3 separate regions of the Mus musculus genome follow, and regions 2 and 3 are each linked to region 1. A link is a loop called in an ENCODE intact Hi-C map of the cell type or tissue named here. Cell type or tissue: left cerebral cortex. All regions are shown on one strand. Links, peaks and the distances in the headings refer to the core of each region. The heading gives the core; the rest is flanking DNA.

Evidence for each region. Peaks named below come from ENCODE experiments on the same cell type or tissue, not always from the same donor. Only the 100,000 strongest peaks of a DNase experiment are listed, where the experiment ranks them.
Region 2: a loop joins it to region 1, with 4 times the contacts of the local background. A loop is called at or near these places in 39 of 42 quality-filtered maps.
Region 3: it touches region 1 in a loop (9-fold over the local background); 5 of 42 quality-filtered maps call a loop at or near these places.

What each region holds. Positions count from the first base shown.
Region 1 is chr9:121,595,316-121,605,481 of GRCm38, reverse strand. Lyzl4os (lysozyme-like 4, opposite strand) reads right to left here. Exons shown (of 4, transcript NR_040740.1): 2 at 6,429-6,548; 3 at 2,537-2,637. It also overlaps a transcript of Lyzl4 not described here. Among named protein-coding and RNA genes, the nearest start is that of Lyzl4os, 13 kb to the right of the region's middle. In left cerebral cortex, for the core only: no CTCF peak of the experiment used is centred there; DNase peaks (open chromatin) are centred at 3,836, 4,420, 4,871, 5,707 and 1 more place; H3K27ac peaks cover 3,052 bases.
Region 2 is chr9:121,483,307-121,493,472 of GRCm38, reverse strand. Cck (cholecystokinin) reads left to right here. Exons shown (of 3, transcript NM_031161.4): 3 at 3,272-3,649. The coding sequence ends at 3,405. Gm38661 (a long non-coding RNA gene) reads right to left here and starts at 1,815. Exons shown (of 5, transcript XR_001779325.2): 1 at 1-1,815. In left cerebral cortex, for the core only: no CTCF peak of the experiment used is centred there; DNase peaks (open chromatin) are centred at 1,623, 4,567, 5,287 and 6,051; H3K4me3 peaks cover 430 bases; H3K27ac peaks cover 337 bases.
Region 3 is chr9:121,500,490-121,510,655 of GRCm38, reverse strand. All of the region lies in intron 1 of Gm38661 (a long non-coding RNA gene), which reads right to left. Among named protein-coding and RNA genes, the nearest start is that of Cck, 9.9 kb to the right of the region's middle. In left cerebral cortex, for the core only: no CTCF peak of the experiment used is centred there; DNase peaks (open chromatin) are centred at 3,685 and 5,107; H3K27ac peaks cover 2,982 bases.

The DNA of each region.
Region 1 (10,166 bases), core at 740-8,739:
TTTCCTCTTGTGTAATGTAGTGGTGTCTCTGTGGGTCTCCAGATGCAAAACCAGTTGAGTTACCACTACAGCAGGCAAGCTGTCTGGCACTCTTGGGGTCATATTGTATTTTTCTTTGCATTTCTTTAAAGCTAAGATTTGTTAAGAAATGATAAATAGAAGACGTCACACAGCAAGGTTAGCCAGGTCCACATCTCAGTGACGTTCTCTAAAACTAGAGTGGCCATGCTAGAGGTATAGAATGCCACATTCCATATGTCTAGTATCCATTCTACTTTTATGTACTTATCCACCACCAGAAAACAAAGACTCCATTACAGAGCTAAAACTAGAAAAGCATTAGCTCACTATTGTCTTTCATGACCCAATTATCCATTAGCTGCAGTCAGCCCTTCATCTCCTAGTGTTCATCCTGTTTCTCCTTTCTACATGCTATGCTGTACATGTACATTTGTTTATATATGTACTGTCAGAGACCATCCCGTGAGAAAGTGAGCCCTTCACAATCTCCCTAACAGGCCAAATGGCATTGTACTAAGAGCTGGTTATCACCCCCCTTCCTCCCTATTCCTTTCTTGGCACCTGAGGCTGTAAAGCTGAATTATAGTCCCCTCTTCCCTATCTCTTCCTGAGTTCCCATGCCATCCAAGGACACGAGTTACGCCTGAGCCCAGCCTGACCCCCAAGGCTGTCAAGGAGGATCTATGTTCCAGAGATAAGATCCAGAGTGCCCGCTGCCTGGCGCCTGATTTCGGCCCCCATGTCAGCAGATGCCCACTTCTTTGTTCTTTGTATAATTCTCCCTCGACCCCTCCCATATTCCCCGCGATGTATGCTTTAAAAAGAAGGCACCTCAGCCTAATAAACGAGACCTTGATAGGTTGACATATCTACTTGGTCCTCCGACTTTCTTTCTTTTATTCCCATTTCCTTCCAGGTTCTCGGTCCCCCTCGCACCCACGAATAACTGAATCCCGCGGGACGGGATAATGTACACATAGTATTGCCCATATACTTACATGCATATATTTTATTCATAGATATATGTGTATATTATGTTTATGTATGTACATGTATCAATTTCACATCATATTATACTTACATGCGTATATTATTGTATTCACAGATATATGTATATATTATTTATGTACATACATGTATAAATTACATATTCAGGCTCATACTTTATTGAGGGCTTGTTATGGTTTAGATACATTCTAAAGGCTTCTAAAATAGTGCATATATGTGTGTGGGTTTGTGCATATGGATACAGTACCTGAATTTAAAAAAAACTGGGGTTACAGGTGGTTGTAAGACACCCAATGTGAATACTGGGAACTGAACTTGGGTCCTCCACAAGGGCAGTGTACATTGTTAACCAATTGAGGCACCTCTCCAGTCTGTCTAGATTTATCCTAAGGACTTGGAAGGCATCCTAGTAGGTAAAGTACTTGATACAAGGGCATAGTTGCCTGAAATGAGGACATAACTCTCCAAGGTATGGTTAAGGGGGAGGTTTTATTGTAGATGTCAGGGAAAGCACAGCCAGAGGCACTGGGAAGAGTCTAGAACAGGGAGAGAGAGAGTAGTGGATTAGCATGACCAGTAGACTGAACTGGGCCATGGGGGTGGTGGTGGCAGAGAGTAAATGTGGAGGACCAAGGGGGTGCAAGTGGATGAAGAGAGAGGGGCCCAAGAACAGAGGACCATGAGAGCAAAGCCAAGAGAACTAAAAGAGAAAGTATGTCTGAGGTGGTAGGGTTATATAGAAATGAGAAGCTGGAGAAAGCAAAGCCCATGGGCAGGAAAAGAGGTTTGGGACATGGTGAGAAGAGCTGAGGAGCCACAGGTACTCAGTGAGCCTGGAGGCCTGCAAGAGAGTCCAGCGCTGCAAGAGAGTCCAGCGCTGAGCCTGCCCTCTCCAGAGATGAATGTTCCCAGCATGCTCTGCACTGCTCTGCTGCTCTGTGGGCTCTGAGGCTCTACCTGCTGATCTTGCCAAGGCTTGGCATTCAAGGTCCAGGGAGGGCATCCTAGTTTGCTTTTTGTTTCCGTGATAAACTCCATGACCCAAAGCAACTTGGGGAGGAGAGGGTTTATTTTTGTAGGATAACTAAGCTAAGATGGACAGGTTTACAGTCCATCACTGAGTGAAAACAAGGTAGACACTCAAGGCAGGAGCTTGAAGCAGGAACCACAGAGGAATGCTTACTGGATTCCCCTACCCCTGGGCTCCTGCTCAGATAGCTTTCTTATATAGCCTAGGGATGGCACTGCCCACAAAGGTCAGGACCCTCCCACACCAGTCATTAATCAAGAAGATGCCCCACAGACAATCTAGTGGAAACAGTTTCTTTAACTGAGGCTCCCTCTCCCCAGATGACTCTCGTTTGTGTCAAGTTGACTGTAAAAGTCAAGTTGTGTCTAAAGGCAATTGTGGCACCCTTATACTCCTACCCAGAACTTGGGTGGTACCCCATAGACTCCCCCAACCCCCAGTGTGGTTCACATCCAGGCTGGAGTTCCATTTACTCACCTGGCCAGGCCTGGGCCCTCCAGGTCCAGAGGTGGACCTGGGCTACTCTCAGCTCTTCCCAGAGCTCCTCATGTAAGCAGCTGGACATCTGCATACTGCCTCTGGGAGTGAGAAATGCAAAGCCACACTTTACAAAATGATCCTGCAATTACATAGGAAGTTGAATGTCTCTGTGCCCCACTACTCAGGTCTATCTGCCCTGAGGTTCTAATTGGGGTTCAACCAAGAGTGTTGGAAAGCAATGAGCAGAACACAAGAGCAGCCTGAACCTGGAGATGGTGCAGATGCCTCTCAGTATATGAACGGATCTGCAAACTGTGGTTTAGCAGCAACAGGCAACAGGCTGCGGGTGCTGGGGCAGAATGCCAAGGGAGATGACATTTTGTTTCTAATTCTTTGAAGTCCTAAAACATGAAAGCCCAACCTCTGTGATAGAATCCACACAGTGGGGCCACTGGGTAAAGGCCTGGCCACCAGGCCTGACAGCACTGGTTCAATCCCCAGACACACATGGTGGAGGGGGAGAACCAGCTCTTTTAAGCTGTCCCTGATCTCCAGGTGTGGGCCTTGGTTTACCCGTGGTCCTACTCACAGTAAGTAAATGTAATAAAACATTAAGGATAAAAAAAGAAGTCATGTGGAGGTTGCTTCAGAGTTGGGGGAGGGGTGGGAAGAGACCTTGCAACTTTGTGTGTGTGTGTATATGTGTGTGTGTGTGTGTGTGTGTGTGTGTGTGAGAGAGAGAGAGAGAGAGAGAGAGAGAGAGAGAGAGAGAGAGAGAGGATTTTACTGTGTAAATCAGACTGGCCTCAGACTTAAGATCCTCCCTCCCTCCTTTTTAAAGACAGGGTCTCATGTAGCCCAGCATGACTCCAAACTTTCTACCTAGCTAAGGATGACTTTGAGCCTCCCCTCCCCCAACCCTCAACCTCCTCGCTCAGATGCTGGTTGACAGACTTGAGTCATCACACCTGATTTTACTCCACGCAAGGGATCAAACCCAGGTGTTCTGTGTATGCTAGGCAAGCAGTCTACCAACGTAGCCACATCCCAGTCCCTCATGTCAGCTTTGTGAGGAATCCTTGGGAAGCCATTCTGATTCTTTGCTGATTCTACCCATGACAAGCCCAGTGAAAGGATCTGGGGTGCAGGGAATCTACGAGAAGCTTCCTGCAATGCTGAGGCACTCTGCAATGGACTCTCGAGCTGCCACATCAGCTGTGCCGGCTCGCCAACAAATTCAAAATCTATGTGTCTCAGCCACCAATTGGGATTTTCTATTACCTACAGATACTTGGCAAGTACAGCCCAGGGATTCCTCGTACTAACTCAGTGCTTGCTTAGCACGCATGGAACACCTGGGTTTGATTCCCTGCATTGGATAAGACTAGTCAGGGCACAGACCTGTAACAGTGCTCAGTTGGTAGACTCAGGAGGATCAACTATTAAAACCATCCTTGGCTACATGGCAAGTTAGAGGCCAGCCTAGGCTTGAGACACTGGCAACATAAAATAAGTTAATTCAAAAGCCGGGTCAAGCTTTGGCTCCTGGTCCTGTTCAGATTCCCTGCAGGGTTTCTCAGCTGTTGGAGCTGAGCTGTGTCCTCAGACACAGAAGGAAACGTCCCATCAGGTCTCAGCATGTTCCTCAGCTGCCAAGGGGGGTGGGGGAGGGTGGGGGTGTTCTGTTACATCTCCAACACTTGTCCTTCCTGCTCCAGCTTGTTTCCATGGCCACTGGGCATTGCTTGTCGCTGCTGTCAGATTGCAAAGGACAGGGGAACCTGGGCCATTTACAGCTTCCTCCCCCATCCTCTGCCAGAAAATTGGCTTCCCGGAGGGGGGCTGTCATTGTGTCAGCTCCACCTGTTGATGCCAAGTGTGGGTGTTGGAGAATCCCAGTCTGTCTTCCAATGCTGGTGGATCAGCCCTGAGATGTGGGGAAGGCTCTGACGCTTGCCTGCTTCAGCCATCTCACTTCTGAGAGATTTCGCTGCAATGTGCCCTTGTCTTCCTAAGGGAGGAGCTACTGACTTGGAAGTCACAGCCTGACATGTGCAGATGAGGTCAGGGGGCTGAAGAGACCCAAGTATGCCTTAACCTCTGAGGTATCCTGCCTGGAGCCTGTGAAGCAAGGGAGATAGCGTGTAATTCTGGCAAGTGTTTCTCCTCAGCCATCAGGCTAAATATGTACCCGTTTGTGCAAACCACGGGTCTCAGTCACGAAAGGATGTGAAGGACTGAAAGAAGAGAAGCGTCCCACACTTGGCAAACTTGCAACGAATTTGCACTTCCTGATTCAAAGTCTCTGACATTTTTGGAAAATCCAAATTTAATCAAGGCGTTTTAAAAGATCTAAACTGAATCAGAGAGACTTGAGGGCCATTAGCATAAATCTCAACTAGATCGCATACATTTTCCTGGGAGGATCGGCTTTCACCAGAGGCAAAGGAAGACTCATTTTCACAGAGCTGGGGAAGGGGACAAGTTTAAAGTCACATGATTCAGACAGGGAAGGAAGGTGACACTCTGGGTGCCATAGCCATCTCGACGTGGAGCTCACAGTCTGGAGTGGATTTTAACACATGGTATGAGAGCCTTGAGGACTGTGAGCACAAAGCAAACCTTATTTAAAAGCCAAGTGAGCAGCGTAGGAAAGCCGGCTGCTTGTTTCTCAGAAACCAGTGGCTGCCTGAGCCCTGCCATGTTTGTCTGCTTTGGCTGCAGTTCTCCTCTGACTTGGCTGGTGTTCACTATTCTCCCCCAAGCTGAGTATGCTCAGACTGGTACCTGGTCTCTGCTGTGTACTGGTTGAGGCTGTGGAAGACATACCTTCATTACCGGACATTCACTGTTCTTAGGTTTGGGGAGAGAGAGGAGTAGCTAGCAGAGAGAGGAGGTCCCGGTTCACTGTTCAGCTAAGAGCTTTATGAACACCCCACACCTCAGGGCGTGGACCTGTTTATCAGGGCGCTCTTCTGTCTCTGCCTCCAGTCTTGCTGTAAAAATGCTGGGATTATAGGGGTGTGTTACCATGTATGGCTTTTAGTGGGTTCTAGGAATCCGAATTCAGGTCTTCATGCTTTCAGAACAACCCCATTTTTCACTGATCCACCTCCTTAACCCTCTAGGAATCTACTCTTACAGATCGCCAAGGGAGGTGGGTGTCCTATAAGGGAGAGAAGCAGGCTTAGTGATCACCTGACCCATGCCACGTGACTGACCACCTGACCCTGTGCTGCATGACTGCAGTCAGGCTGCCTGCAGTCCCCAGGAGGTAGGGGTGGGTGGTGGTGGTGAGGACTTGGCAGTTCATTAAAACTATGAGCCGGAAGAGTTTCAGGAGCTGGGTGATCGTCAGCTCTCCACAGCAGCGTCTGACACTGTTATAAGAGATGGTTTCCCGTGTCCCTGACATGGGCTCAGACATGTAACTTCACCACAACCCTGCACAGTGGGGTACAGGCTGTTCAGATCTTGACCTCCCTCACTGACTTCTGGCTTTCTAGTCCTTTAACTTAGTATCAACGACAGTTTCTGTGTTTAAGGAGAGTCCCTAGGCTGGCAGATGGGGTCGAGCTGTCTTTGGGATCAAGGTTTCTGGCTGGAACTGAGAGTTCTTCCCTGTTTTTCCTGTTACCCACACCTGGTGCCTAGAAGCCCTACCCCACTCCCTCCCTATCTCTCCCACCCTCCCTTTACTCCCATACCATTTATGTATACATGTGTGTGTATTTAGCAGTGCTGGGGATTGAACCCAGGACTTTGCAAATGCTGGGCTACTGATCTATCACTGAGCTGTATATAGCCCCAGTCATATTTTATTTTATTTTATTTTATTTTATTTTACTTTATTTTTGAGACAGAGTCACACTACATTGACCAAACTGACCTTGGACTCTCTGTCCTCTTGTGCCAGGTGTGTGGGATGGCAGGTCTGTCCAGCAGCCTGGCTAGTATCCCATAAACCCACAAAGATGGGTCTTGTGGGCTTGTCTAATATGCTCAGGGCCTGTAGGGAGGAAAAGTAAGTAAGTAGGCTTTAAAGGGGAGGTTTAATTAACTCACAGTCCCTAGGAAGGGCTATTTCCAAAGCGTCCTCTGCTCTGCAGAGTTTATGATTCTTTTATCCCTGCATGTGCCCATGCACACATACACATACATGCATGCACACACATATACACCTGCACAAAATGTAAACATGTGTGCTTGCACACACATGTGCCCAAACACACCTGCAAAACACATAAATACATGTGCTTGCACACACATGCACATACATGTGCACACAAACATATGCTGGAACACACAGACATACAAACACATGTAAGAACATGCATGCATTCACATGTGCACTCATACATACATGCACATACTCAGGTGTTTGATGTTCCTACATCCAGAACCTTCAGCATGTCTCCAGTTGTGATCACAGCTGTACTGAGCTCTGGCTGGACTGGGTTTCAGCACGACATTTCATGATAAATTTATCAAAGCCACAGAAGCTGTTTCTTTATAAATAACCCTGGCACTTGAGATCCTTCATTTTTTGCTAATAATCTGTTGGCTGCAGTTAGTGTCTGCAATAAGTGGAGGACTCCGTCCACATCACTGAGCCCAGGCCCTGGTCATGAGTTCTTACTCATTTCCTCTGAGTCCTGATTCATCTTGAAGTGTAGGAGGCTTTTCCCATTGTGAAACCCTCACACAAAGTAGCAGAGAGAGAGAGACAGACAGACACAGAGAGAGAGACAGAGAGAGAAAGAGAGACAGAGAGACAGAGAGACAGAGAGCCAGGACTCAATAATTCAATTTCTTCCTTTCTCCCTCTTTCTTTGACAGGGCCTTGTCCCATGGCCTGGGGTGCTCCCACCCCACCTCAGTTAATTCTCTCTGGACACCTAAAGGTGTTCATCACTAATACTATGGGTGCTTTTAAATCTGATTACATGACAGTGAAGACTGACCTCACATGTAATACAGTGTTTTCATAATGGCTAGTGCCAACCTGACAGGCTCTAGATCACCTAGGAGACCAGCTTCTGGGCTTGCCTGTGAGGGGTGGTCTTGATTTGGTCAAATGAGGTGGGAAGAACGACCATAAAAGTCAACAGTGCTATTCTCTGGTCTGGTTCCTGAATTGCAAGATGAGGAAGTGAAGCTGAGTGTCAGCAGCCTTGGGTCTCTGCTCCCAACTGTGAGCCAGACAATCCTTTCTCCCTTACATTGGGTATTTTTATCACACCAGTAGAAAAAGCACTGAGCACAGTCCTCTAAGCCCAGCATGGTGGGACCCAGAGAATTAATGCCATGTATCAAGGACACATGGAAGACACGCTTGAAGAGCTGTGCTCAAACATCCTTGAAGCAGCATCCTTTGGAAAGTCAGTTGTGATGGATGGTGTTTTGCTGGGCAAACACATGAAGGAGTGTTTTCCTGAAGCAGACACAGGTGAAAGGATATTTCTAAAGCAAGCATGTGAAAGGACACATGGTGAAGAATTCTTTGCTAACAACACGCATGTATTGGTCCGCCTTTCATTGTGCCATTGAGCTCCATTTGTCAGAACTCCATAGAAAGAAACACACCATAAACTTCTGGTGGCAGCTTCTTGCCGCTTTCTTGGACTCCGACTGATTGGCAGAGTGATGTCAGCTGACACAGGGTGAGACACTTGGAGGTCACGTGATGTTTGGAGGGAGTATAAACAGGACTCAACGGACTGTGAGAGGAGCTTGCTTATAGTGCTAGCCTTTGCAATGCTTCTTGATCTCCAGTCTTTGCTGATCTTCACTTTGTTGAGAGAGGCACAGCCGAGAACTTCTCCTGTCATCCCCGATGGTCCTGGCTCCTCCTGTTGACTCCTGCAGATTCGACTGAGGGTTGGATGTTCCTGCTAGGCTGTGCCACCGATGGACTGCTGGTATAGTCATGAAGTGTTTGCAAGTGGATGAAGCTGCCGCTGCTGATCTGTAAGCTGAACTGCTGGCTTCCTGACTGCACAGATGGGATTTGCTCCAAAGTACCATTTCTAAACAGGTCCACTTCCCCCATATACTCCTTTCTTTTCCACTACCTCTGGTGGGTTGTAGCCTCCCCCAGCCTTGAGCAGGCTGGCTCAGACCTGTTCCACCTCTGTGAATGAGACCACCTAGGGTAGAGTCTTCCGACCTAGATAGGTCTATTGCTCTGCCGCCTCAGCACTTTTCTCCAAGATGCTGCCTACCAGCCGAGAGGCTGAACCTGTCTTCCTGAGACCTTCATGAATAAGCAACAGCCTGGTGACCAAGTGCTGACAGCCTGGCGACAAAGCATCAAGAACTTGGCATGGTGGCGGATGGGCCTTCCCCCTTTATAAGCTCAGACTCTTAAGTAAACTTTGGGCCTTGATCAGTTTCTTTGTCTTGGTCTCATATTTCTCTCGCCATCTTTCATTCAGCTTCCCCTTCAGGAACCCAGTTCGTGTAGCTGTGGGTGGCTCCAGTGGGTAACGGGTTCTAGGTCCTTCATTAGCACATGGGTGGGAAGATACCTTCTAAGGGAGGTCATTGCGTTTAAGAACCATCATTAAAAATGGGGATTGAAAAATTAAAGTTACAGGTAGGCTGTTCCCAGTGCATCAGCACATGGGTATCTTCCCACCCATGTGCTAATGAAGGACCTGAGCCCTCAGAAGACCTGGTGCCTCTCATTGCCGGGCTCTGCTTATTTTGTGTTAAATACAGACTCATCCCAAGATGGCAATCCTCACTTTCTAATTCCTTAGCTGTGGCATTCCAGACTGGAGCAAAAGATTATACAGCGTTCACAGGATTTTCCTTGAGTCGTATTGGTCCCAGGGAGATCACGTGTCTGTCCCAGAACTGATCCTTTAGCTAGGGGAATGCAAGGCACTGATTGGCTCATCTTGAGGTCATGTGCACTCCAACCTTGAGTGAGAGGCTGAAGTGGAAAGCGTGTCATCTAGAGAAGAGCGAGGGGTGTGGGAAGCCAGGCCAACAGAATTCCACCTTAGGCTTGTCAAGGAAAGGATTAGAGCTGAAACTGTAGACATAAGTCCTCATGTTTATGTCCTCTCCAGGGAGAAGATTCATGGCTTTGGTTTGTCACCAGATCCTGACCTGAGGAAATGGTCATTCTAAGATAATGGCAGGGGGTAGGCTAGACAGAATTGTTTTTCTCAAACTGATATATACTGTCATTTTTAGTATTTTTCATATAAGAAGTAGAATTTGCTGTTTAACAATCCCCACCTCTTGGAGGGGGGTCAGGGTATGGGTCTCTAGCCTAGGCTGGTCTCGAACTTACTGTGTAAGCAGAGTATGGCTTTGAACACCCAATCTTCCTGCCTCTATCTGCAATTGAGCAGCTGCTGGGCTTATGGGCGTGCACCAGTGCACTCAGTTGGTGTTCTTGCTGATCGTCACCAGTCTCCAGAATTCCACAAAGTATGGAGAAAGCATCTTCTTGTGTTTCATGTCACCTTGGTTTGACCATTAAAGGGCTGACTCCTGCCTACCTGAAGAGCCAGCTCCTGCCTTAGCAGCCCCAGTTTGTCTACAACTGCTTGTGTTAGGCAAGAAAATGCCCTTTGGGAACTGTTCCTCACAGTGGCTCTGAGGAGTCTCA
Region 2 (10,166 bases), core at 1,377-9,376, 110 kb after region 1:
CACAGGAGGTGGGCATCCTTTCTGTGGAGCTCACGAACCCAATTTTTCCTGCCCGCATTTGAACAGCCCATGGCTTGTCGACCTGTCTGCATTTGGCTTGACTGGTGAGGGAAAACTGGACCTCCTGGTTGAGTCTCCTAGAATTTCACATGAAGATAATACCAGAGGAAATCAAACGATTTCTTACTTTTCTTCCTGTTTAGGAACTCCCACTACAGCTTCCCCTTTCTAGGTTATTTTCTTGCTAATTCAACAGAGAGGAGAAAGAGGAGGATGGAGGGATAGAGGGAGGAAGGAAAGGAGGGAGATTAGATAGACAGATAGATAGACAGACAGACAGAGATGGATGGACAAATAGATAGATGGACAGATAGATAATTGAATAATGAGAAAACCTGGAAACATGGGATGCCCCTCTCCATTCCCTCTGATCACTCATGTAGGATCCACTCTCTGGTGTAGACCACCAGCAGCCCCTTCTGAAGTATTCTAGACTTCACTGAGCAGTCAGTCTAGAGCCCATTTGCCTAAGTTTAGGACTATTCCAAACAGTTCTAGCAACAGAAAGCCTGGTTGCTGAATTATTGCCTAGAACCCACACATGACAGTGGAGAGGGGGTGTTTTTGTTTTCCAGCCGAGGTCCTAGCTGAAAGCTCCTCTGAGCTCTCTTCTTTGACCACTCAGGAAAGAGTTGGATTCCTTACCTCACCCTATGACTTGGTTCTAAGTCCTTCACTATGCAGTGCTGGGGAAGGATGCCAGGAAAGGTGGTAGCGCCACACCTGAGGACAGATCTGTGTAGCTTATGAGAACCGAGGCATGTTCCAAACACAGCATCCATGACTGGTTGCATGGCCATGCACTGGCCAGGCTGCTGGCTTGACAGAAGCTGGTAGCTCAGAGCCCTCAAAGTGAATACTAATCCCTCAGCAGGCAGGACGATAGGCTGTGTTTCCATGTGACTGTACAGGGACCCAGGCTGCATACATGCTGGTTATTTTTAATCCGAAAGGTGATGAACAGTTACATAGCTGAAGCTTCTTTGCACGGGCCAGGCTATCTACCCCCAAAACCTCACTGAATGGATTCTCAGTTCCCAAACAGGGAGGGAAGGCATGGGGCCAGAGAGGAAACACAGTTGCTGATCATTGTGGTGGTTTTCTTAAGATTATCTGGTTAAATTCATTATACAGTTAGTCTGGATAACTGACTCTGTGGTGTCTTTTGAAAAAAAAAGTTTTATTAATGTGTATTAATTATGCCATAACGGTGAGTTTCATGATGACGTTTAGTACACCGTATATCACATTCAAATCAATACCCTACAACCTTCATCTATTCTCTCCCCCGCCCCTGCTCCCGAGCCTCTTGCCAAGTAACCTCTCCTCTACTTCTCTACATTCTTTTCAATGACCCAAGAGGTCTCATTAGGGCTGCTTACTGGAGCATGGGCAAAGATGTATCAGTAAGTAATCCTTCTGGCTGTGCTCGCCTGTGGGCAGGAGCTGGCCGGGAAGCTGCCTGCAAAGCACCCAAAAGGTAGAAACATTGTAGCCCTAGCTCAGTGGGAGCCATGGAGAGGTTTCCACTTTTCCACGGAGGTCCCGAGGGACCACTCTTTACCCTTAGTCAGCATAGAAGGTGCTATACTGGTTACAAGCCCAGGAGGCCATTGACAAACAGTGTGGGGTGGGACCATGCCATCTGCCTTCAGAGGGAGGAGTCTTGTCACCACACCCCTCCTTGCCCAGATCACACAGTTGCCACACAGTTGCTGGAACACATTGTTGGTTATAGCATTGTGCTTTGGTCAAAATGGCTGATTTAAGTTTCGTCTTTTGTGACTTTTCATTCCGGTTTTTTTTTTTTAATGTTGTCAAAATGCCAGTATTTTAATCTGACAGGATTTATTCTTCTGGTTATTATTTTTAAAAGAATGTAGCTTTCTAATCATTTATAAACAATATTCATATATAGAGAGAGACCTTGATTCTATTACTTTAAAAAAATTTTTTTTTTACTTATTCACTTTACACCCTGCTCACTGCCCCCCTCCCAGTCACCTCCTCCCATAATCCTCCCTCCATTCCCCTTCCCCTTCTCCTCTGAATGGGTGGAGACCCCTGAGTACCCTACACACACACACACACACACACACACACACACACACACACCCTGGCACATCAAGTCGCTTCAACACTCTCCCACTGAGGCCAGACAAGGCAGTCCCACTGGTAGAACATATCCCACAGACAGACAAAAGCTTTTGGGATAGTCCCTGCTCCAGTTGTTCAGACCACATGAAGGTCAAGCTGCACATCTGCTCCATATGAGCATGGAGGCCTTGGTCCAGTCCATGCATATTCTTTGGTTGGTGGTTCAGACTCTGAGAGCCCCAGAATCCAGATTAGTTGACTCTCTTGGCTCCTATTACATTTTAAATATTTATTCATGAGGAGGAGCTGTGCCAGGGTAATCCTGTGGAGCTCAGAAGACTCGGACTCAGGAGTCTGCTCTCATCTTCCACTGTGAGGGTCCAAGGACTCAAACTCTCGCTGTCAAGCTAAACACTAAGCATCTTTACCCACTGAGCTGTCTGACTGGTCCTCATTCTAAAAGTTTTTTCTTCTCTCTCTCTCTCTCTCTCTCTCTCTCTCTCTCTCTCTCTCTGTGTGTGTGTGTGTGTGTGTGTGTATGTGTGTGTGTGTCTCGTGTGTGTGTGTGTGTGTGTGTGTGTGTATCACAAGGTGTGTACTTGGCACAGTGCACGGTGGAGGTCAGAGGTCAACCCTGGGTGTTGGTTGGTCCTTACCTCCCCCTGGTTTGAGGCCGGGTCCTTTTTGTTACTTGCTGATATACTTTGTACTCCAGGCTACTTGACCCATGAGCTTCTAGGGGATTCTCCTGTCTCCACCTTTCATCTCAGCACAAAGACCTGAGTTTGATACCCAAGAAACCACACGAAAAAGCTGGGTGTGGTCTGTTCCTACAACCCAGGGATGGGGAGGCAGATAGGATCACAGAGGCTTGCAGCTGGAGTAGCCCAGCCAGTGAGCTCCAGGTACATTAAGAGGCTCTGTCTCGGCAAGATGGGAAAGAGACTGAGGTACACACAAATGTTCATATGCCTATGTATATGCTTTTATGCGCATACATGCATGCACACAGGCACACATGAGAGCCCTAGCTTTCCCCCACTGCTTTAGTCCTGACTTACACTGGTCATATTCTCAGATCTAAGGCTCTCCTCTCCTTCTCTTCTCCCTGCAGCTCCTTCTGGCCGCATGTCCGTTCTTAAGAACCTGCAGAGCCTGGACCCCAGCCATAGAATAAGTGACCGGGACTACATGGGCTGGATGGATTTTGGCCGGCGCAGTGCCGAGGACTACGAATACCCATCGTAGTGGGCCAGCGTCTTGGCCCTGCTTGGAGGAGGTGGAATGAGGAAACAACCACACATACGACCCCTCGCCTCTAATGTCTGACGTTTTGAGTATCTATTTATTAAGTCCCCAATGTGAAATCTGTCCAGAGTGTGCAATGCAGCCACATCTCAGCCTAGCTGTGTGGTCGGAAGGCAGTGTTTCCTTCAGTGACTCCCAGACCTAATGTTGCTATGCTATTAAAGAGATTTCCTTCTGCCCCTCATTCATTGTGTCCAGTGGGAGTTCCCAGACCGGACAAGGAGGGGAGCCTGGTACATGATATCAACAGGTAAAGCCTTGCAATAGATGGCTTCAGAAATGGTTTGGGGCATGAGTGCAGGGCACAGAGCTGGCCTCCAGTAAATGCAAGGTGGCCTGTGGGACCCTTGGGTTCAGCTCCAGGGCCCACCCTTGGCTATACTGATGCTGATCTCTTCTTACACCCCTCCTACCCCAAGATCTCTCTAGGGTTCTCTCAGCTTTTAATAAGTTACAGGGCAATGGTCACCCCATAGTTTGTCTTCTACAGACCAGGGGTGAGCCCTGAAAGGTAGAAATGGATGACCCCATACCCCAGCTGGTGAGTCGCAGATTTGAAGGCTGGTGCACCCAGATGAGTAGGATTCCATTACCCAACACCCTCAATCTACAGAGAGGAGGGCATCACCAGGGGATAGTGATGAACCGCACACCTCCAAGCCGACTCTCAGGAGACTCCTACTGGCCACAGACTATTCTTAGGCTTCTACTGATGTAGCACCAAGCCTGGGCTGTGTCACCTGTCCTGGGAAATCCATACCTCTTCTGCCACAATCAAAAAGGACACTGATGTATTAGAGAAATGATTCCATCCTCGCCTAGCTTGCTGGCTTTATCAGGTTTACCTAAGGCAGCACAGACCAACATGGGCGGCAGCTCACGAAAGCCGCGTCTTCAGAGCTCCCTGCACAACTTGCAGGCAACTCCACGGAAGAGTCTCCTCTTCCATTTATAAAAACCATTGACCAGTTTTATAATCGGGGTTGGGGGCTTGTTTCCTGTGAGTTTCATAAGCCTGGTGAGTCTCCCTGTCCCCTTGAGGAGGAAATGTTTAATCTAGAGGAAACAGTTACACAACAGCCTGTGACGGCTTGCCTTCAGCCCTGTCACACTGCAGTCAGTCAGGCATGCTGGGAAGACTCCTGCCATCCAGAGCAGAATCTGTTCATTCTCTGTGGGCATCAGCAAAGGGATCTAAGAACCACCACCCGCAGTGCAGCTCCTCCCGACCAAGGCCTGCAGGACAGAGTGGCACAAATGGGACATATATTGAAAGCAACATTTTCCAATCTATGTCATGTTCAGCAAGCCCACCCTGGCCCACCTTCACCTGCTGGGATCTTCAGTGTTTCTTCAGTTGTAGAAAAGGGATCCCTAGTCTTCCTGGTGACCCCAGGGAAACACGGTCAGAGAAATCTTTAACCTGAGCACACGTTAGAATTCCGTGTAAAATTAAGATGCCAAGTAGATATCAGAATGCACTGTCTCCTCCTTGGGTTCTCACTCCATTTGGTCTGACAATCTGCTCTCTGAGACTGCCCCGGATATGAGGTATCTGATTGCCATTTGTGATAGTAACTTGGTAACTTGATAACTTGACTGGATATAGGTCAGCCAGGAGACACATCTCTAGCTGTGTATTTCCAGAGAAGAGAAACTGAAGACGAAAGAACCACCTAAACATGTGGCACCATCCGTGGGCTAGGATCCCAAGCTGAATAAAGGGAGAGAGCGAGCTGGACACCAGCATCCACTTCTCTGCTTCCTGATGCTCCCATCATCCTCTCTGTCCAACACGGTAGACCGTATCCCTCTAAACCTCGAGCCGATCTAAATCCTCCCTCCCTGAAGTTGTTCTGGTCGCAGAGAGGGGACTAGTAACTAACGTACCATAAGTCATTTGAAAACATCTGTAGGTCTGTGTTTTTAGCATACCACCAAGCGTGGGGTGGGTGGGGTGGGGTGGGAGAGTATACCCTGTGTGCAAATGTGCGTGGGGGTAGGGATGGGGTGGGCGAAGGACTCAGAATTGAACACAAAGCCAACAGTACCCAAGGAATGAAGAACAGATCTGAATTAGTGGCTTTTGAATCGCCAGGCATGTGGGCACTAAGTTTTTTCAAGGACTCCTAGAAATATAAAACCCATGCACCTTGGTGATGCTGTTCAACTTATTCTTTAATAAAGAACCTGTAGGAAACACAGGCATCTAAAGGGACAAGAGACACACAGACGATGAGGGGTGGCTCTCGTGTCAATAAGATCAACAAAGTCAATAATCCATCCCCAGAACAGAGATTAGTTGTCTTTTTGAATATTTCCCCTTATGCCTCTCCAGACACATCAGTAGGCTCTAACAGAGAGCTGACAGTGTCTGGATTCAAGGACTGGTGCTGGTGGTACCAAACAGGGGTGAGCTCCACAGAAGGACTCCGTATACTGGTGTCTTTTCTCCCAATTCAAGGACTTAGCTCCTTGGGTGGAGTAGCCATGGTAGCAGGCAGCAGGAGGTGGCTGGTCACGTGGTATCTACAGTCAGGAAGCAGAGAGACAAGGGCCCATGTTCAGCTTTCTCCTTTTTATTCATTCGGGGCCATGGTCTGTGGGATGATGCCACCCACAGTTAGGATGGATTGTCTCTCCTCCGTTCAGTCTTTCTAAAAACATCCTCAGAGACATAGCAGAGCTGTCTCTTCTAGGCGGCTTTTTTCTCATCAAACTGACAAGAGCAGACGCCTCATGTGCCAAAGGAAAGACTCTTAGTCTCTCAACTTCATTCCTAGGAGCGTTCAATATTTTTCCCTGGCACCTTTGAATCATTGCTCATCCTGGAGGTAAATACAGCAGGAACCAGGCAAAGAGAGAGCTGCGGCCTCACTAATTTCCCCTGGGCTCTAGATTCGACAAATATTTGTTATCAAATGTGAAAAGCATTTGTTGTGTCTTTCTTCAGCTCTGAGCTACAGCATCTGCTCCAGATTCCCCATCACTTCCTGGATCCCACTGGGCAAAGCTCTGCTCCCCTCCCCAGTAGTATCACCTCCACTCACTCCTGAGTCTGATCTCACCCCTCACCCCTCACCCCCTCGCCTCCCTGAAAACACTAAACTCAGTTCTGACTTATCTTCCCTGAAAAGCACGGCTGGATCTTCCTGATCCTTGGGCTCTGCCTCACCCGCTGACCCATCCTCTAACTTCTCTGCTTTGCCTCTTTCCTTATTACCTCTCAGAATTACACTGTATATTAAATGCTTGCTTGTTCTTTCTCGCCTACTAGGACATCGGTCCCATAAGGGCAGGGTTTTGTCTGTTTCATTTAATTTCCACACTTACCATAGTGTCTGGACTCAATAAATATTTGTATAATGGATTAGTCAGCAAAGGAAAGTGTCTCGGATCCCTTCCAACAAGGTTGCAGATGGGTTCTAGAAGCAATTTCATTAAGAAAGTAAAACATGCACAAGGGCATGGTCGAGTCCTTCCAAGCCAGCACAGGAAGCCGAAAGGCAGGCTGTCACACAGATGTCATGCATGAGGGACATGCACAGAGTGACAGAGTATTAAAGTACACCCACCCCTCCCCCTCACACACTCAGCCTCAGTTCTTTTTCTCCAGTCAAAACCCAGACAGGGAGCCAGTGAGATTGCTCAGGAAGTAAGGTTGCTTGCCACTAAACCTGATGGCATGGATTCCATATCTAGGGGCCCACAGGTGGACAGAGAGAATTGATTCCCATGAGCTGTTCTCCACATACACACTGTACCAGGTGTGCACCCCCAAAATAATAAGCTAAGGAATTCCTATTGTACAGTTGACTTTTTAAAGCTTAGAAAATACTGATAATATTAGAGGGAGAAAGGGGACACATGGTGATTTTTCAGTGGGCTTTCTCAAGTGTGTCAAAGACGTGAAAACTGTCCAGATAGCTGCTGGCACGGGTCTGAAATCCTAGCTACTTGGGAGGCTGAGGCAGGAGGACTGTGAGTTCAAGGCAACTTAGCAGCAAAACTGTGTCTCAAAATAAAAAGTAAAGAGAAAGCCAGAGATGTAGCTAAGCAATAGAGCAGCTAGCATAGGTAAGGCCTGGAATCCATTCTCAACACCACCAACACACACACACACACACCATTCTCGCACACTCACACACAGACATATGCACAATCACACACACCCCACTCACACAATACATTCACACACTTAACACACAAACATACAAACACACACACCACTCACACAAACACTCACACTCATTCACACAGGCACACACAATGCATTCACACATTCACACACACACAGTCACATACACAACACACAACACTCACACTCATGCAAACACTCACACTCATTCACACAGATACACACACAATACATTCACACACTCACACACACAGAGTCACATACACAACACTCACACTCATTCACACAGATACACACACAATACATTCACACACTCACATACACAGTCACATACACAATACTCACACTCATGCAAACACTCACACTCATTCACACAGACACACAATACATTCACACGCTCACACACACACTCATACTCTGAGGGGTGCATTTGCACATGAGATAGATCACTTTAAAGTTCTTTTTTAAGGCCTTCAGAGTTCCAGCATCTCTGAAATCTGACCAGCTGAATCTGTTGCGTTTCTTTTCCTAGGAGAAGTGACCACTTCACGGTACTTTGTATTCTGGGGGCATTTGCTGTGTGCCCTGGACAACGTGAGCATTCCCCTGAGGCCCTGAACCTTGTTGGCATCTTAGAATGTGTTGGCATTTTTGCTTTAGTGGGTTATCAGCCCAGTTAAGTCTGCACAAGTTTCACCACCTTTTGGCCATGCCCACAGCAGTCTGTTTGAAGAGAGTAAAGGCTGCCCCTGGGCCTCCTTTCTGGCAGGTGCCCAGTGGCCAACCTGGGAACTGATTCATCCGAGACCACAGCCATCAGAGCCTTCAGTGGGGGAGTGAGAGTGACTGGCAAACATTGTGCACATGTGCAAAATTATCTATAGACAAGCTTAAATGATGATAATGATGACAATATTAATAAAAGGACTTTCCAAAGAGTATTAACTTAACGTTGAAGAGAACCTACCCTGAATGTTGTGGTATTCGCACATGCACTGGGATTCCAGGCTGAGTAAGAGAGGAAGAAGGAAGCCAGTCAGGCACTACATACCCCTTCCTTGCTCCACCAGGATGAGAGCCACCAGCCCGCTAACCCCCTCCACCACCTTGCTTTCTTCACTGCAACAGACGATCACCTGTCTTCTTCTTGTACTCAGCAACTTATCAGGCATTCAGCACTGAGAAGCGACTGTGGTGGTTTGAATAGAAACGGCCCCCATGGGCCCTTACATATGAATTCTTGATCATGGGGAATGACACTATTAGGAGGTGTGGCCTTATTGGAGAAAATGTGTCACTGGAGTGGGCTTTGGGGTTTCAAAAGCTCAAGCCAGGCCCCGTGTCTTGCTCTTTCCTGCTGCCTGCTTACCCAGATGAAGAACTCCCAGCTACGGAGTCTGCCTGTGAGCGGTCACGCTCCCCCACCATGATGAAAATGAGCTGAACCTCTGAAACTGTAGGCAAGTCACAATGAAAACTTTCTTTCCTAAGAGTTGTTGTGGTCACGGTGTCTCTTCATAGCAGTAGAACGCGGACTAAGACAGTGACCAATGCAGTATCCAGCAACTGCTGCGTGAACCATATCCCTGATGGGGAAGCTTCAGGCACAGTAACTTACCCATGAGCCCCCAGTGGGTGCTTACGCATTCTGTTCAGGTTGCTGAAGTCTCTCTGTGAGGCCATGTTGAAATCTGTAGGACTTTTCCTCCTTTGTTATTCAACCAACTGAAAATTTGAGATGATTAAATTATCTTATAAGGTTGCGGAATTATATTTTTAATGAGTGATTTTTCATTCTGTCCCTGAGCTTTTAAAGTGACCACCAAAAGGAATGAATTCGGAAGACCACCCAATCACCAGAAAGAAAATAAAGATGGCTGTCAAATAAAATGCTTTCTGTATAATTAAAACCAAAAGGGGGGGGGCAAAAATCCAAACAACTCTTCAAGATATTTTAAAGACAACTTGGTAACCATGGTTACTTCTAATTAGCGAGCCAGCTTCCTCTGCCTTCCAGATCTGAGTAGAGGAAAAGTGGAAGGAAAAACAATTCCAGAAAAGTGAAAATGTTAAGTTCTGCCCAGCGCATCCACGGTTGTGTTTAGAGCATAAAAACTGGAGAATTTGCTGCTGGCAAGCTGGCTGCTCCCACCTTCACCTTTGCCCTGTCTCACAGGGAGCTGTAACCACAACCACAGCCCGGGATGTCTACAAAGTCTCCTTGGAAGAAGTAACACCAGGGGCAGAGCCTGAACCGGCAGAATTAAGGTGCTTCATAGTCAACTTTAGGTGTCAACCTCACACAAACCTAGAGTCGCCATGGAGGAGGGAGCATCAGTCATGAGATTGGACTGTGGGCAGTCTGGGAGGCTTTTGACTGAGGACTGATGTAAGAGAGCCCAGTCCACTGTGGGTGGTGCCAGCCCTGAGTGGGTACTTCTGGTCTATATAACAAAGCAAGCCATAGAGGGATCCAGTAAGCAGTGTTTCCCCTATCTGCTTCAGGTCCTGTCTCCAGCCTCCTGTCTCGGCATCCCTCAGTGGTGGACTGTAACGTTAAACA
Region 3 (10,166 bases), core at 1,342-9,341, 95 kb after region 1:
GCAAGATTCCACCCAACTAAATTTAGGTCCAGGCATGTTAGTATAAACCTTTAATTCCAGAAGGCAAAGACAAGCAGATCTCTGAGTTCAAGGCCAACCTAGAACAGAGCAAGTTCTAGGTGAAGAAAAACTTAAAATATGGGCTTGGTGGATCACACCTTTAATTCCAGTGCTCAGGGCATGCAGATCTCTGAGTTCAAGGTCAGTCTACAGAGCAAGATCCAGGGCAGCCAAGCTTAGGCAGTGAAGGAGCTGGAAAAGAGGAAGCTGGTGATAATGTAATAGAACGAGGGGGCCATGTTCCAGCCCCAGCAAGCAGCAGAACTCAGCCACTTTGGCCATGTGGCTCTGGCTTTAGAGTCAAAAATAAAAGGGACTACTGGGATATTGATGCTGGTTAGCTGGAGCTAAGAAATTAGTAGTGATTAAGAACAGACCAGCATCACTGAGGTGAAATCTGGGAGGTGTTTTCTAAGAGCACAGAGGTTGTGTTCCAGAGATAGCGAGGTTTTACCTTGTGCTGGACTCTACTTAGTAATGTATAAGAGTCACCCAGGTGGTACTGGTTTTGAAGGCATGAAGGGGTCATGAAGAGCAGCTGAGGCTCGGCACTGTGAGAGGCCATAGAAGGTCAATGGTGAAGGTGCAGCCTCAGTTGCAGCTGATGGCCCAGGACTGAAGGGATCATGCAAAGGAGTTGAGGCTTGGCACCATGAAGCGAACCTATGAAAGACTATTGGTGAAGCCTATTTGGAGTGGAACACCCCAGAATTTTGGAGACACCAGTACCACAGGATGATCACTAAGAACAGCAGCAGCAGTGGCGTGGATCAACCTGAGCTTAGAGTGCTACAGAGGGCAGAGCTAGAGAAGTGACACCAGCCCTTTGGAGGTCCCCCGGAAGATCTTGTGTAGATCCCAGACATTGAAACAAGCTGTAACATTGAAATTGCTGTGGAGACCCCAAGATGTTCAAGATGCCAGAGCTGTGGGATATCTGGTAAGGAATGCTGCAAACAAGAGTGGAACCAGCCCAGGAGAAAGAAGTTTGTTGCAGTCAACAAAGATGAAAAAGGAGTTGGAGACCTGAAAACCACTTTGACATCAGACATGGAGATGCAGAGTTTGGAGTTTGCCCAGCTGATTTCTTGTCTTGCTTTGGGGATTACAGTTAAGTGACTGGATGGATCTTAGAAGAGACTTTGAACTTTGGACTTTTAACATTGTTGAGACTACTAAAGACTATGTGGACTTTGGAAGTTGAACTAAATGTACTTTTTTAAATTGTGCTATGGTTATATATGGCCCCCATAGACTCATATGTTTGAACAGGCGTATGGGGGCCAGGGAGTGGAATATGATGGTTTGTACATGCTTGGCCCAGGAGTGGCACTATTTAGAGGTGTGGCCTTGTTGAAGTAGGTGTGTCACTGTGGGTGTGGGCTTAAGACCCTCACCTTAGCTGCCTGGAAGTCAGTCTCCCACTAGCAATCTTCAGATGAAGATGTAGAACTCTCAGCTCCTCCTGCACCATGTCTACCTGGATGCTGCCATGCTCCTGCCTTGATGATAATGGACTGAACCCCTGAACCTATAAGCCAGCCCCTATTAAATACTTATAATACTTGCCTTGATCATGGTGTCTGTTCACAGCAGTAAAACTCTAACTAAGACAAATAAATATGGATATATTCACATATACACAAACATATATATATGGTTGGATCAGTTTCCAATCAATTGATTTCCTCTGGATACAGTTTTATGGCATAGGAGTGTGTGTGTGTGTGTGTGTGTGTGTGTGTGTGTGTGTGTGAGTGAAAGAGAGAGAGAGAGTGTACCAGATTTTTGTCATTTAAAAAATGTCACATTTAGCATTTTTAAAGGACCCAGACTAATACAAGCCCCCAGCTGAAGGGACACCAGTCTGAATAGGCAAGATCAAGACAAAGACAATCACAGGCCAGCTAGTTTCCAGCAACTGTGAAGTGTCATATTGTAGAACATGTCCTTGCTTCAAAAATGCTAAATGTGACATTTTTTAAATGACAAAAATCTGGTACACACACACACACACACACACACGTACTCCCATGCCATAAAACTGTATCCAGAGGAAATCAATTCTCACAAAAGGTCTTGTGATTGCTGTTCCCATCCTGACAACCTCGAGCACACTCCACAGTGGGATCACCATCAGTCGGCTACTTGACCTAGTTTTACAAACTGTGCTGTCCCCAAAGCACACTTCTCATAAATGGAAATAATTAAAGTGTGGGCACTCTGAAGGACTCCCCTTCCACTCAGCACACACCCTGCTGGGGAGTTGAGAGCATCCTGGACCTATGTCCTTTCCATCCGGGTGAGGTAGCGCAGGCTCATTGTCTCAGACTGACTGCTGGAAGTGTCTGCACTGCCAGGGTGAAGCCAATACCTGAACTCTCTTAGAAACAAGAACAGGGCAATCATTGGACTCTAGGTGGGTCCTGTGGGATCCACACTTCAGGTCAGCATAATATCTCCTGACTCTGAGCACTGGAAACACGCACCAATGATCCAGGCTTCTTAACTCTAGTCAAAGCTGAGGATGCAGGCTCGTCTGCAGAGTGCTTGCCTAACGTGCAGAAAGCCCAGGTTCAACTTTATAGAAACCAGTGATGGTGTTGCACATCTACAATCCCAGCCCTCTGGAGGTAGAGGCCAGAGGACAAACGTTCAAGGCCATCCTGAAATAGACTCCCAGACCTTAGCATATCTGTTGCCATTGGAGATACCATTCTGACCTTAGAACCCAGCACCTGCCAAAATGGAAACCAAGACCTAATCCATCAAAGACCTGGTGGATAGCTACAAGTTCCAGGAAAACATCTGAATGTGTTAACCTTGCCTATTGGTTTCTGTAGCTTTGCTTCTTGCTAACAGAAGTACGCCAAACAGAATGTGGTTTTGTTCATAAAAGACAAAGACCATGAGGCTTGGAACTGCATGATTTGGGCAAGTTCTCCAAGCAGTTGCTGGCCAGCAATACACACTTTCTATTTGACTCTTTTTTTTTTTTTTAACTTGTCTTACACGTAGAGTTTGAGGCTAGCCTGGGCTTCATAAGATCCTGTTTATGAACAAACCAACCCTTTTTTTTTTTAATTTAATTTTTCTAAAGTGCCACCAGCTGGGATCGAGTGTTCAAGCACATTAGCCTACAAAGGACACTTCACACTCAAAGTTCAAGTCTAGCCTACAACACGGTCTCAGGTAGTGCCCAAGAAGAAAGGGAGGTTTCCACCATGGGGAAGGTGGAAGGGTATCAATTCCCCAAAGCTGAAATTTACCTCTATGTATAGTATGTTGGGCTCCTCCCAACAAAGAGCACACTGGGAGTCACGGGGCCATAGAAGTCAGGCCAACCTATAGGGGAGAGCTGTGGTAGGGCACTCATGGGCTCCGAAGCCTCTAGGGTCGTGAATGCAGGCCTGCATGTGACCACCATTTTCTCCCACTCACAGTGTGGTGAGGTTCTTTCTAAAGCCTGGAAGCAAATATCCAGGAAAAAGAAATATAACCACATCTCTGAAGACAGCAGCACCTTCTCTCGGGTTCTTTAGGCCCATCTGTGTCCTCTCCAGGCAGGCAGACTGCCTGTAAATCCCAGGGCTCCGGCTGCAAACTCACCCACTCCTGGCTCTGGATCTTCTCGGCTGTAGCACAGCACATGCGTCTCCTTTTGCAGCCTGGCACCTCTTGCAGTAACAAGACTTGCCAAGAAGTAGCTACACTCCCTTTCCTGCTCTTTACATCCATAATTTCGCTTTTAAAATAGCATCTTATTATACAAAGGGTCGTCCACCAGGAGCCTGAAATAGCCAGAGAGTTTAGAGCTCTGGTGGACTTGAGGGGTTTGTGTAGTATCCCTCTCTTCCTTTACCTCAACTGAGTCAGAATGGAGGATGAGTGGCTGGGAGCCTTGGGATGCCTTTCTAAACTGAGAGCTTCCAGAGAGCCTCTGTGCTCTTCTCCCTCCCCTGAGCATTGTTTTGACATCAGACTTTGTTCAGAGAACGGCAGTACTTGGGGAAATGGCAGAAAATGCAAATTCTCCCATCCTCAGGGCTTCTGATCCACTAAAGATTTATCCTGTCAATGAAAGACACAGCTCTCACCTCGTGAGTGGCCATGGCTTGGGAACAGGGACTCAGGTTTCCCTAACTCTCTCAACATGAGACTCTGGGAACATTCAGATTTCTTGGGGTCCATTATTTCAAAACTTAAGAGCTAAAGGGAGAGGGCCAGGTCTCCCTTTAGAGCACTGTCATTCCTGCCAGCCCAGGTCCCCCTTTAGAGCACTGTCATTCCTGCCAGCCCAGGTCTCCCTTAGAGCACTGTCATTCCTGCCAGCCCAGGTCCCCCATTAGAGCACTGTCATTCCTGCCAGCCCAGGTCCCCCTTTAGAGAACTGTCGTTCCTGCCAGCCCAGGTCTCCCTTTAGAGCACTGTCATTCCTGCCAGCCCAGGTCTCCCTTAGAGCACTGTTATTCCTGCCAGCCCAGGTCCCCCTTTAGAGCATTGTCATTCCTGCCAGCCCAGGTCCCCCTTTAGAGCACTGTCATTCCTGCCAGCCCAGGTCTCCCTTAGAGCACTGTCATTCCTGCCAGCCCAGGTCTCCCTTAGAGCACTGTCATTCTTGCCAGCCCAGGTCCCCCTTTAGAGCACTGTCATTCCTGCCAGCCCAGGTCTCCCTTAGAGCACTGTCATTCCTGCCAGCCCAGGTCCCCCTTTAGAGCACTCTCATTCCTGCCAGCCCAGGTCTCCCTTAGAGCACTCTCATTCATGCCAGCCCAGGTCTCCCTTAGAGCACTGTCATTCCTGCCAACCCAGGTCTCCCTTAGAGCACTGTCATTCCTGCCAGCAGGCAGCGAAGCTCTCCAGGATTCTGACCTCCTCCCCAGCCGCAGGTCTGCTTGACAAACTGAGGCAGGGAGCAAGACTATAAAACCAAGATTCTTAATCAAAGGCTGAGCTTCTCCTTTTCCTCTTGACTCCAAGCTCCAAACTCTTACATAAGCAACACAATCTGGCAGACAAAAATCATTCTCTCACTCCTCTGCAAGTCCTTGGCAGCCCTGGGTACGGCAGCCGGAAGTTCCTCACCCATCTGGAGGCAGGATGCTGCCAGCCATCCCCACAGAAGCTAATAAACTCCTTCCTTCACCCATGTCCCAGGTGAAAGTATTGCCTAGATGCACATGTGCATACACACACACACATGCACACGCGCGCACGCATGTACACACACACATACACATACATGCACACCCACTCGAGCACACACATGTACAGGTATGCACACTCATGTGCACATTCTTCTCCAGCTGCTGGTTTGTAACAGTGTGTGGCTCTGTGCAGTTTCAGGCCTGCCCTAAAGAGCAGCCTAGGTTGTTAAGTTTAGGACTAATCAGGCCATGCCTACCCGTCCTAACCTTTCTTTCGGGCACTGTAAAATAATTGCAAATCCCTCACCTGTGAGCCTCAAACACCCTAACATGTCCCCCCAGTTCCAGGAGAATAATAGGCCCTTATTTAATTTTCACTTCCCTAAGGAAGTTTCCAGGCTGGGGCTGCCTGTCTGGACACCTGAGTGCTGCCGACAGAGGGTGTCTTAGTCCCTGTCCTACAGCGGTGAAGAGACACCACAACCAAGGCAGCTCTTATAAACAAGAGCACTTTACTGTGTATTGCTCACAGTTTCAGAGGTTTAGTCCATTGTCATCGTGGTAAGGAGCTTAGCAGTACACAGGTGGGTGCTGTGGAGCAGTAACTGAGTTATAATCCAATCCATTGGTGAAGGAAGACACTGAGCCTACCATGGGCTTCTGAAACTTCAATGGCCACTCACAGTGACACACTTTCTCCAACAAGATCACACTTTCTAATCCTTGTGATCCTTTCAAATGGTCCCACTTCCTATACTGACGAAGATTTCAAATGTATCAGCCTGTGGGGACCATTCTTATTCAAACCACCACACATGGGTCCATCTCTTCCTTACTTCCCTACGTGTCAGCCAAGTATTTGTTCCCAGAATGGAGATGCCACCTATGAATCAGAGATAGCCAGGCTGAAGCAGAGCTAGGCTGGAACCTCTCCCTTCCTCTGAGACCTGTAATCAGGGAGCCCTACTCTGCACTGGGGCCTGACCACTCCTCAGAGCCCCTACCCTCCTGCTGTCTGCCTTTGGCTTTAATAACTCTTCTACTAAATGTCTTATTCAGAAGGACACAAGCCTTACAATGGATAACTGTTCCAGTTTCATTCTGATGCTGTGAATATATATATATATATATATATATATATATATATATATATATATATACACCCTAATGATAAGCAGCTTAGGGAGAAAGGGGTTCATTTGGCATGCAATTTCAGGTTATGGTCCATTGTGGAGGGGTGTGGAGGGGAAGTTAAGACAGGAGCCTGAAGCAGGTCACAGCTCATCCACAGTCAAGAGCAGAGATCAATGCACACACCATTGCTTGCTTGTGCTCGGCTCAATTTCTTCATGCTTACGCTGTTCAGGATCCCTGCCTAGGGAATGGTGCCACCCATGGTGGACTTGGTCTTCCCATATCCGTTAATAACCAATACAATCCCCACAGACATAGCAACAGATCAACCTGCTCTAGATAATTCTTCAGTTGAGGTTCCCTTCCCAAGTGACTTGAGGTTGTACCAAGCTGATGGCTAAAAATTAACCCACAGAATGGTTAAGTCACTGTTCCTGTATTGGGACACATTGGTGAAACACTTCTATAAAAGAAATAGGTACTGAGGACATTCTATACATTAAGCTCTATGGGAAATTAAGGTAAAATCTGATAAACACTGCATTTACAGTGTCAGACAGGTGAGGCTGTTCTGCCCCGGGTCCCTCGGATGCCCCTCAGGCCTTAGAATGGCAATGTCTGTGCCTCCTCCCAGTTGTTTGCAGCCATGGGTCTCTCAGAAGAGCTGGATCATGGACACCCTAGAGACTGCTCTCAGAGGGGGCAGGCTGGAGACGGTGAGCACCCCGGCTCTCTCTTTCCCTCAAGGACATAAAAAACATTTACATATTGCCCTCCCTGTACCCCAGCACAACAAGCCTCACATATGTGTCCCCTTCTCACTGTCCGTTACACCTGTGGGTGTAAAAACACTGTTCTGTCCTCAAGGACGTGAGAGAGGGTTTATTCTGGAGCAAAGATGAATGACCACGGGCTCTGGGCTCTGTCTAGGGAATGCAGATTCAGATCACAGTGTCAGAACAAACACTGCAGACGCATTGCTGGGGAACACTGGGTAGGCAGTTCAGAGCCAAGCAGGAAAGTTTCTGCATAGACCTCGGCTGCTACCTGATGGCATCCTTAGCCTTTGGTTGGTGGAAGCTAGAAGTCGGTCAGGTTAATATACCCCAAGTATTTTTACCTGTCAGTCACAAGGACGTTAGGTCAGATGCAGGGAGGTGGGTGAGATGAATGGGGCTCTGAATGATGGCCTAGCGGAAACATAACAGGGCTCTGGACCTTCAACACCATCACTGTCATCCTGCTCAGGTGTCAGCTTGGCAGAAGGTTTGGTGGAAGGTACCGCTCTCCCAGGAACTTGTTCACAGGCTCTCCCTGGGGTTTTCCCCATTCACTGTTGCTTGAATGAACTGGATTCTCTTCAAAGTCTCCCCAGATTGAGGATTCCTCGCTTCCACACCAGCTTCATAGAAATCCCAGGGAAACAACAAAATAAGCTTCTGTGGTTGTTTTTGTTTGAGACGGGTTTCATGTAACCCAGGCTGTGTAACCCAGGCTGGCCACACACATGTACATGATCACACACATACGCACACACACACACATGCTATATAGGCAAGGAAGACCTTGAACCCCCGATCTTCCCAGCTTCGTCTCTCTAATGCTGGGGCTGTGGGTGTCCATCAGCACACCTGGCATGAACAACTGAAAGCTTTTCTAACTTGTGGGAGTTTTCTATGTCAAGCACTGACCATGTTTTAAAATTCCCTCCCCACTGACATACTGAGTGGGGGGGGGCACTTTGGAAGTGACCAGGTCACGGATGCTTCTGCTAATGTGAAATGTGCCCTTTAAGAATAGACTATCTTGGGCCAGAGAGATGGCGCAGCTGTCAAGAGCACTCGTTGCTTTTGCAGAGGACCTGTGTTTGATTCCTACATGGCGGTTCACAACCATCTGTAACTTCGGTTCCAGACCATATGACATCCTGTCCTGACCTCCTTAACCACCAGGCACTCACGTGGCACACAGATATACCTGCAGGCAAAATACTCATAATCATAAAACAAAAATAAAAAAATAAAAAAACAGACTTCCATCTGTCACCTGAGGTACAGCAGGTAGCTGTAGCCAAGCAGAGTCCTCAGCAGGTCCCACACCTTTCTGGTCCTGGAATTCCCAGCCTCTGGCTTCCAGGAACTCACTTTCTGCTCAGCCACTGGTCTATGGTGTTTTGTCCTACCAGCTTAGATGACTAACAGACAAGGCTGCCTTCCTGGCTGTCAAGGAGGTGGCTGTGAGCTACTTTCCAAGGGGAATGTCAGAGTCCAGAAGCAAAGAACTCACTATTCACGTGTACTGGTTCTTTCTCCCTTGCCTCTTCCCTCAGTCCTGATTTCTGGGATCCATCCAAGGTCATCTTCCACCCCTAGATGTCTGTCCTGGGTTCTGCCTCTGTAGGAACCCAAATGGAGGCAAAGTATCCTAAGGGAGCTCTCACAGGAAAAGTGGGCACTGCCCCCAAAGCCAGGACTGCTCCCTTCTTTCTTGTTAAGTTATTTCAGATAAAGTCTGATGACCATGCCCAAGGATCTTATAAAAGTGTCAGGGTATAGTCAGGCCAGTATTCTGAATCGTGGCCAGAGGAACTCTGCCTTGCAGCAAAGGTGGCAGAGCATACCTTTCCACACTAGGCATTTTTTCCTGAGGTGAACAGAAACCCTGATAAGGACTGAGTACACGAAAGTGTAACTGTCTCTGAGTCCTACTAGGTTGTGTGAGCCTGTGCTCACATCCACCACTATGACACTGGACAACTCTCTGGGCCCAGGTTTATGTCAATGTGGCTGCAGATGTAGGGCAGGATAAAACAAGAGCCTGCTGGGCAGGGTCATGCAGCCACTCCGAGTCACCCACACTCTCAATAAACCCAATAACTTCAGTTATTTCGCCAAGCTGGACTGGACAGAGGCTCTCTTTGGTCGGTCTGCACCCCCTTTACTGGGATGAATATGAGACTCACCAGACAGGGGTTTGGATGTGAATGACCGAGGTAAACCTGAACCTGTAGTCAGCAGCCAAATCTCCCCCAGAGGTCAGCACATCCCCTGTTAAGTGCCTCGAAGCTGCAGTTGGGTTGTGACTAAGCTCCATCAGAAAGGACGGACCAGTTGCTCAGTCAGCACAGGTGTGTGCTGACCAAAGGTCGCCACCCTTGTTATAATATCTTTTACATCACAGTTTAGACCTCTATCCCTTGTGGGGTTTTCTAGAGAATCATGAGAAGAAATATCCTACAAAACAGATCTTGTTTACATGATTTGGGAGAGGAAGGGGGTCATTTTCCTCCATACACATGACACTTACATCATAAATATTCATTAAAAAACACCTTTGAAAGCCATGGTGGAAAAGTCACTGTGCTCTGCCTACTCGTGGCACAGCCCAGCCCAGTAAACATTTCCCTCAGCTTCACTAAGTACGCTTCTTACACTGTCTCTTTTTCCAACTGGATCCCTTCCCTCTAGAAGATAGGAGTTGGAAGACCCACGTAATAAACAGACACTTGATTTGTGTCCCAGGAAACCACACAACAAATTACCATTTCTAAAATACGTTCAGGAGAAAAGAAGCCCTCAAGACCTAAAACAGACGCCTTTCCTAAAACCGATGCCTTCGTGGATACAGCAGACAGCTTCTTGACCTCCACTAAACAGGATGAGCGGTGGCAAGCAGAAATCCAATGAATAATAAATCAGGTTCCTGCTTGTCCCTCGATGCCTCACTAAGCTTCCTACACTGTGAAATGGACTCGTGTTGTTGAGAGGCCTCTCATGACTGGAAAAGCCCTTTGTTGAAAATGTCATGAATTTCCCAGCACTGAAT